2 separate regions of the Homo sapiens genome follow, and region 2 is linked to region 1. A link is a contact called in ENCODE Hi-C or POLR2A ChIA-PET data. All regions are on one chromosome and are shown on one strand. The core of a region is the stretch at or near the end of the contact, and the rest is flanking DNA. Distances in the headings are between cores, read along the strand shown. Region 1 overlaps GRB2 (growth factor receptor bound protein 2). Region 2 overlaps GRB2 (growth factor receptor bound protein 2).

What was found. A loop is a pair of places that touch in the nucleus more often than their neighbours do. ChIA-PET counts read pairs that join two places held with the same protein, here RNA polymerase II (POLR2A). Pooled maps may share reads with other maps.
Region 2: a map of K562 shows a loop between it and region 1 (7-fold over the local background). The contact joins two enhancer-like sites. A Hi-C loop is called at or near these places in 10 of 168 maps with a recorded cell type or tissue (CD4-positive, alpha-beta T cell, IMR-90, K562 and 6 more), 7 of 37 single-sample maps with no recorded cell type and 18 of 50 pooled maps. POLR2A ChIA-PET finds 5 or more read pairs at or near these places in 33 of 52 experiments (A549, AG04449, AG04450 and 25 more).

Annotation. Positions count from the first base shown.
Region 1 is chr17:75,322,250-75,325,546 of GRCh38, reverse strand. All of the region lies in intron 4 of GRB2 (growth factor receptor bound protein 2), which reads left to right. Among named protein-coding and RNA genes, the nearest start is that of SLC25A19, 34 kb to the right of the region's middle. RefSeq lists an enhancer at 2,100-2,289. Within about 2 kb of position 1,845, at least 8 of the 41 ENCODE cell types and tissues checked have a DNase peak (open chromatin) inside an H3K27ac peak, as active enhancers do; they include OCI-LY7, where a contact is called at or near this core.
Region 2 is chr17:75,368,677-75,371,849 of GRCh38, reverse strand. The region is part of intron 2 of GRB2 (growth factor receptor bound protein 2); the gene reads left to right. Among named protein-coding and RNA genes, the nearest start is that of GRB2, 35 kb to the left of the region's middle. Within about 2 kb of position 1,394, at least 11 of the 41 ENCODE cell types and tissues checked have a DNase peak (open chromatin) inside an H3K27ac peak, as active enhancers do; they include OCI-LY7, where a contact is called at or near this core.

The DNA of each region.
Region 1 (3,297 bases), core at 596-3,095:
GCCTTGCTCAGGTCCACTGACTTAAATCAACCAGCCCCATCCTAGGCCCTCACAGTCACTTAAGAAGGCTGCTGCAGGGGATGTGGGGCTTGCATTTCCCCGGTGGAAAGTTCAGGTGTGAAAGGGAGCGGGTAAGCAGGGAATGGAGAAGACAGGAAGTTCTGCCGCCATGGAGAGTGTGGAGAATAGAAACCAGCACTTGAAGATTCTAAACAATTCACACCTCAGCTGTGAAGTCGGGATTTTGAATTAAATTGTTATTTCCATGTTTTTTACTTTCAGTTATTTTCTAGTTAATGTATTATCATAGGACCCTCCCCAGGAGTCCGGCAGATCACTTCATCAGTTATATATAAAGAAGTAATTAGATTCAACACTCAGATCACTACTTAGTTTAGATTACATTAAGATTGTTTTGTTTTTGAATGGGGGATAGAAAACCATTTTCCTTTTATTTTATTTACTTATTTTTGAGACAGAGTCTCGCTCTGTCCCCCAGGCTGGAGTCCAATGGCATGCCTCAGCTCACTGCAACCTCCACCTCCCAGGTTCAAGCAGTTCTCCCTGCCCCACCCTCCGAGTACCTGGGATTACAGGTGCCTGACACCACGCCCGGCTTATTTTTGTATTTTTAGTAGAGATGGGGTTTTGCCATATTGGCCAGGCTGGTCTTGAACTCCTGACCTCAGGTGATCCACCCACCTCGACCTCCCAAAGTGCTGGGATTACAGGCTGGAGCCACTGCTTCCAGCCACCATTTCCCATTTATAACTGATGTAAAGCGTGAGACTTTTCCATTTCAAAAATGAACTGACCAGCCTGGCCAACATGGTGAAACCCTGTTTCTGCTAAAAATAGAAAATAACCCAGGCATAGTGGCACACACCTGTAGTCCCAGCTACTTGGGAGGCTGAGGCCAGAGAATCATTTGAATCCAGGAGGCGGAGGTTGTAGTGAGGCGAGATGGCGCCATTGCACTTTAGCCTGGGCGAAGAGCAAAACTCTGTCTCCAAAAAAAAAAAAAAAAAAAAAAAAAAAACTGGGTGCGGTGGCTCACACCTGTAATCCCAGCACTTTGGGAGGCCGAGGCAGGCAGATCACCTGAGGTCAGAAGTTCGAGACCAGCCTGGCGAACATGGTAAAACCCTGTCTCTACTAAAAAAAAAAAAAAAAAAAAAAATACAAAAATGGCCTCGGCGTGGTGGCGTGTGCCTGTAATCCCAGCTACTCAGGAGGCTGAGAGAGAAGAATCACTTGAACCCGAGAGGCAGATGAGCCAAGATCGTGCCACTACACTCCAGCCTGAGTGACAGAGTAAGACTGTGTCTCCCAAAACAAACAAACAAACTGAATATCTTATTTGGTTTTAGAACCACTTAATGTGTGATTAAAATGTAGATTTTTTTTTTGAAACGTAGATTTTAAATTTATAGTTGTGGCCCGGCATGGTGGCTCATGCCTGTAATCCCAGCCCTTTAGGAGGCTGAGGCGGGCCGATCATGAGGTCAGGAGTTTGAGACCAGCCTGACCAATATGGTGAAACACTGTCCCTACTAAAAAAATACAAAAATTAGCCAGGCGTGGTGGCACATGCCTGTATTCCCAGCTACTCCGGAGGCTGAAGCAGGAGAATCACTTGAACCTAGGAGGCAGAGGTTGCAGTGAGCCGAGACTGAGCCATTGCATTCCAGCCTGGGTGAAAGAGCAAGACTCCATCCATCTTTAAAAAAAAAAAAAAAAGAAAAGAAAAACATGTGTGACACCTGTCTTTCTTTAGTTTTATACTGACCCAAGTGTAACTGAAACCTTATAAGATGAGGGGAACAAGCAGTAAATCACTGGGTGGTGGCCAAAACCACGGGGGCAGCCACGTGCTCGGCTGGACGCTGCCTGTTTGCTCAGCAGAAACTCTCAAACTTCCATTTTCTCAAGTAGAATCTTTTAAGGATTTAATGCATTTATTGTTTTAGAAGCAAAGCAGGTGTCATGACTCTCTTTAACAACACACACACCTCTGCAAAAAAGGTTCAAGAATCAACAGTTGTCAGATGTTTCTTAGTTTTAGGATGTTTTGAGCCTGTGATTTGAAACACTGCTCATTATTGGGGCCCTGGGCTCTTAGAAACCACCTGCATTGCATGGGTGGAAGTGGGCCTCTGTGGGGCCAGAAGTGCCGTGGAATATACCCTTGCTAATGAAGCTTTCTCACCTTCCACATTTTGTCTTAACATGTAAAGCAGTATTTTTTCCAAATGCGAGGCATCTTGTGCTGAGTGGCTTCCTTGAGGCTCAGTGCTGCCACCTGCCGGATTGATTTTCTGAAGCCTTTGGTTTCCATCAGCTGAAAGACTGAAGGAGAGGAGGGACTCATTCATTCATTGAACAAGCACTCTCAGAGAATGCCTTTTTTTTTTTTTTTTTTTTTAATGAGATGGAGTGTCACTCTGTCGCACAGGCTGGAGTACAGTGGCCCAATCTCGGCTCACTGCAAGCTCCTCCTCCCGGGTTCACACCATTCTCCTGCCTCAGCCTCCCGAGTAGCTGTGACTACAGGCATCTGCCACCACACCTGGCTAATTTTTTGTATTTTTAGTAGAGACGGGGTTTCACTGTGTTAGCCATGGTGGTCTCGATATCCTGACCTTATGATCCGCCCACCTCGGCCTCCCAAAGTGCTGGGATTACAGGCATGAGCCACCGCATCCGGCCGAGAATGCCGAGAGTGCCCGGCCAGGTGAACAGGACAGGCAGAAGCGCCCTCGCTAGGCTGGTGTTTTAGCCAAATATCCTGTGACAGACCCTGTGAGCTAGTACCAGCCAGCCACGCTGTTGCCGGTTTTGCTTGCCAGTATAAAAGGGTGTGATCTAGTGATGGAGAAGCTTTTGGGTTTTGAAGTCTGGGCCTCTTTTATTGTCCCAGTACGTCCTTTTGTTCAGAGACCTTTTCCCCATGAGTGGAGCTAAAATTCCTGAATGGAAAACATTACTTTGAACTATTCCCAGTTACGAGAGAATTGTTGAAAGTATTTCCAGCCCTCCTCACCTTCTTCCTGCATATAAGATTTTAATTATTTTTTTATTCAAAGGATGTTAAGTCACACTCCTTTGTCTTAAGTACGGCTGTTTTTATTTGGTAGGGTTCAGGGCACATGGACTCTTTTTTTTTTTTTTTTTGAGACAGAGTTTCACTCTTGTTACCCAGGTTGGAGTGCAATGGCGCGATCTCAGCTCACCACAACCTCGGCCTCCCAGGTTCAAGTGATTCTCCTGCCTCAGCCTCCCGAGTAGCTGGGATTA
Region 2 (3,173 bases), core at 145-2,644, 47 kb before region 1:
TGTCAGAAATAATGGGTTGGGTGATCTTACTTTCTATATTTAAACAAAATTTTGTCAATTTTCAGTTAGTTGCTTGTTTTCCCTGACCACTGGGCTATCTCGTATTTCTGGTCTTCAGTCATGTTGTTCCTTTTGTGTGGTGTAACCTTTAGCATTTACGTGCCTTGGCCACCTCTCGTTGCTTAGAACAGACCCAATCTCCAGAAGGTTTTCTGGGTGTTCTTCTTTTCCCTCGGGTTCCCCTTTGCTGCCCCGAGCACCATTGTGTACCTCTTGCCACAGTGTGCTTTTGTTACTCCATTTCACAGTAGGTTCCTCTATCAGCATCTTGCACAGTTGCCTAGCAACATAGTTTAATGTGTTGGAGGCAAGAAGGGAGGAAATTCACACCATGTTCATCCTACTCAGTGTGAACTGAGTCTATAGTTGATATCCTCTTTGTGTCACTCAATGTTGTCCTGCCTGAGTTCAGGCTTGGTTCTTACGTTGCGGCAGCTCTTTTGCCTTTATTTAGGCAACAGACCAGAAATAGAAACCCTTGAATTTTTTTTTTTTTATTCCTTTATTTTCCTTGCCAGCACCTTGGTTAGATTTCTTAACTACTTTTTTCTTGAGTCTTTGTAAAGTATAATTACACTTTACTGTGCTTACGATCTAAAGAATACTTAATCAGTGTTATTTTTTATTTTTATGTTTTATTTTTGTATTGATTAGGTCTTGCCATGTTGCCCAGACTGGTCTCGGACTCCTGGACTCAAGCAGTCCTCCCACCTTGGCCTCCCAAAGTGCTGGGATTACAGGCATGGGCCACCACACTTGGCCTCACTTTTATTTCTTAAAGTCACTGCCCAATAAACATTCCAAGTTTCCACTAGTTTTTGTTTTTGGACATTTGTTCCATCCAACATCGTGGTGGCATTATATTTTAGTAGATTGTCCAAACATGGGTAAGAAAGATCAACTATGAAAGGAGGTGTCGAACACATTGGCTTTCCCACCTGAATTTGTTCTTTATTCTTTGGATGTATAAAAAACAAGAATAAAACTCACAGGGAGAGTTTGAAGGAACTGTGAAGATTCGTTCTAATTTACATAGTTTACACAACCCATAGCCCTAGGGAAAGTGCCAAAGAACAGCTTTGCAGAGGACTGAAGTCCTCCTGGGAAGAAGAGTCCCTTCGCATCAGATGGCTCTCTTGAGTTTACTTTGCTGCTAAAAAAGTGAGCTGGATTGAGGGGAAGGTTTTCTATTTTTCAAGCTTTGCCAGAACACTTGGCTTAACAAACAGCTGTTTGAAGTCTTAATTGTGTCTCTGTATTTCCAGGGACGCGTTCTGACCTCTTATTAGCAACACAGCTAGGGCTGGCTGGCATGCTTTGTGGTGCCAAACATAGCTGTACCAGCCTGGAAGGTATCCAAACCGAACAAGATATTGAAGTCAGAAGGAACAAGTGGTACAAATTCTCTCTTAGTCAGAGTTTGGAAAGCCTTCGTATTGAAATTCATGCGGACAGATTTGACACACTTCTGAAAATTTTTTTCATCAACTGACATTTCAGTTCTTCCAGGCCTGGAATAGTGGGTTTCAGTCAACAAGGCACCAATATCTTTTTAAATTTGCCCATAGTAGCCAGCTTTTGGGGTGTATGAATATTAGTGGCAGCCTTGGAGCTTGAACGTTGCATCAATGACCTCTGTTAACAGCTAACCATATGATATCCACAAAATAATGAATTTACATTTCTCATGGGCCCTGGCTTTAGCCATTACCTCGAGAGTCAGTCTGAGCATCACTTTTAAGCATTCATTCATTGAGTGTCCCTGTCTCTTAGTACTGTGATGGTCCATGTTTTGAGTAAGTAATGCCATCCTTCAAGCAAAGGAACATATATATGCTTTGAGTTGTTTTTCTGGTAGTGGTAGGTACATTTGCATCAGAGTCAGTAAGTTCTTAAATACCATCAGCCATAGTCAAAAACAGTTTTTTTTTTTTGAGACGGAGTCTCTGTTGCCCAGGCTGGAGTGCAGTGGCACGATCTTGGCTCACTGCAGCCTCTGCCTCTCTGGTTCAAGCAATTATCCTGTCTCGGCCTCCTGAGTAGCTGGGGACTACAGGCATGCACCCCCACACCCGGCTAATTTTTTTTTTTTTTTTTTTGGTGGAGACGGTTTCACCATGTTGCCCAGACTGGTCTTGAACCCCTGACCTCAAGTGATCAGCCCGCCTCGGCCTCCCAAAGTGCTGGGATTACAGGTGTAAGCTACTGCGCCTGGCCCAGAAACAGTTTTTAACCAGTGCAACTCATACCCATCCATCCAGAGTCCTTGTCTCAGTCTCACATTCTGATCTAACAGCTGAGCTCAGAGCAGCAAAGGAATAAATGGGAGTTTTTCTCAATATAAGGTTGACTATGCCTTCTTATATTTTGCCTTCTTAAATTTTCATATCTTTGGCTCATGGACTGTGGTGTAAAGAAACCTTCAATTTTCCTATAACATTGTGCTGCTACTCCTGTTCCAGCTTAAAATCATTTAAATACGTTACTTTTGATATGTCGCATTGTGAACTCCTAGGTTAGGAATGTCTAGGGGTAAGTTGATGCAAAATGAGGATAATCATTAATTATTAAATTTCTAAGATGTTCTTTTTATATACCAAAGCTGTGTTTTAGAAGGATGACTTTGAGTAGTGTGGATTGAAGTAGGGGAGAGGCCAGATACAGAGGACCTAGGCTGGAGCCAGCTTATCTGGGTTCAAACTTTGGCTGTGCCATTTGCCATGATCATGATGTTGGGCAAGTTTTGTTCTTTTTTTAAACTTCTTTGTGTCACAATTTCCTCACTGGAAAAATGGGGATAATAATGGTCCTTGACTCATTAGATATTGTGAGGATTAAACTAACTGAAATATGGAAGCACTTAAAACAGCAAGTATATGAGAAGCAGTTTTGTTTCAGGCAAGCTGATGGAGTATGTTAGTGGAAATGGAAAAGAGTCATATTTATCTGGGTGCAGTGGCTCACACCTATAATCCCAGCACTTTGGGAGACCGAGGCAGGAGAATCATTTGAGCCGAGTTCAAGACCAGCCTGGGCAACACAGTGAGACTCCGTTTCTACAAAATAAAAATAAAAAAATGAGCCGGGCATGGTTGCATGTGCCCGTAGTCCCT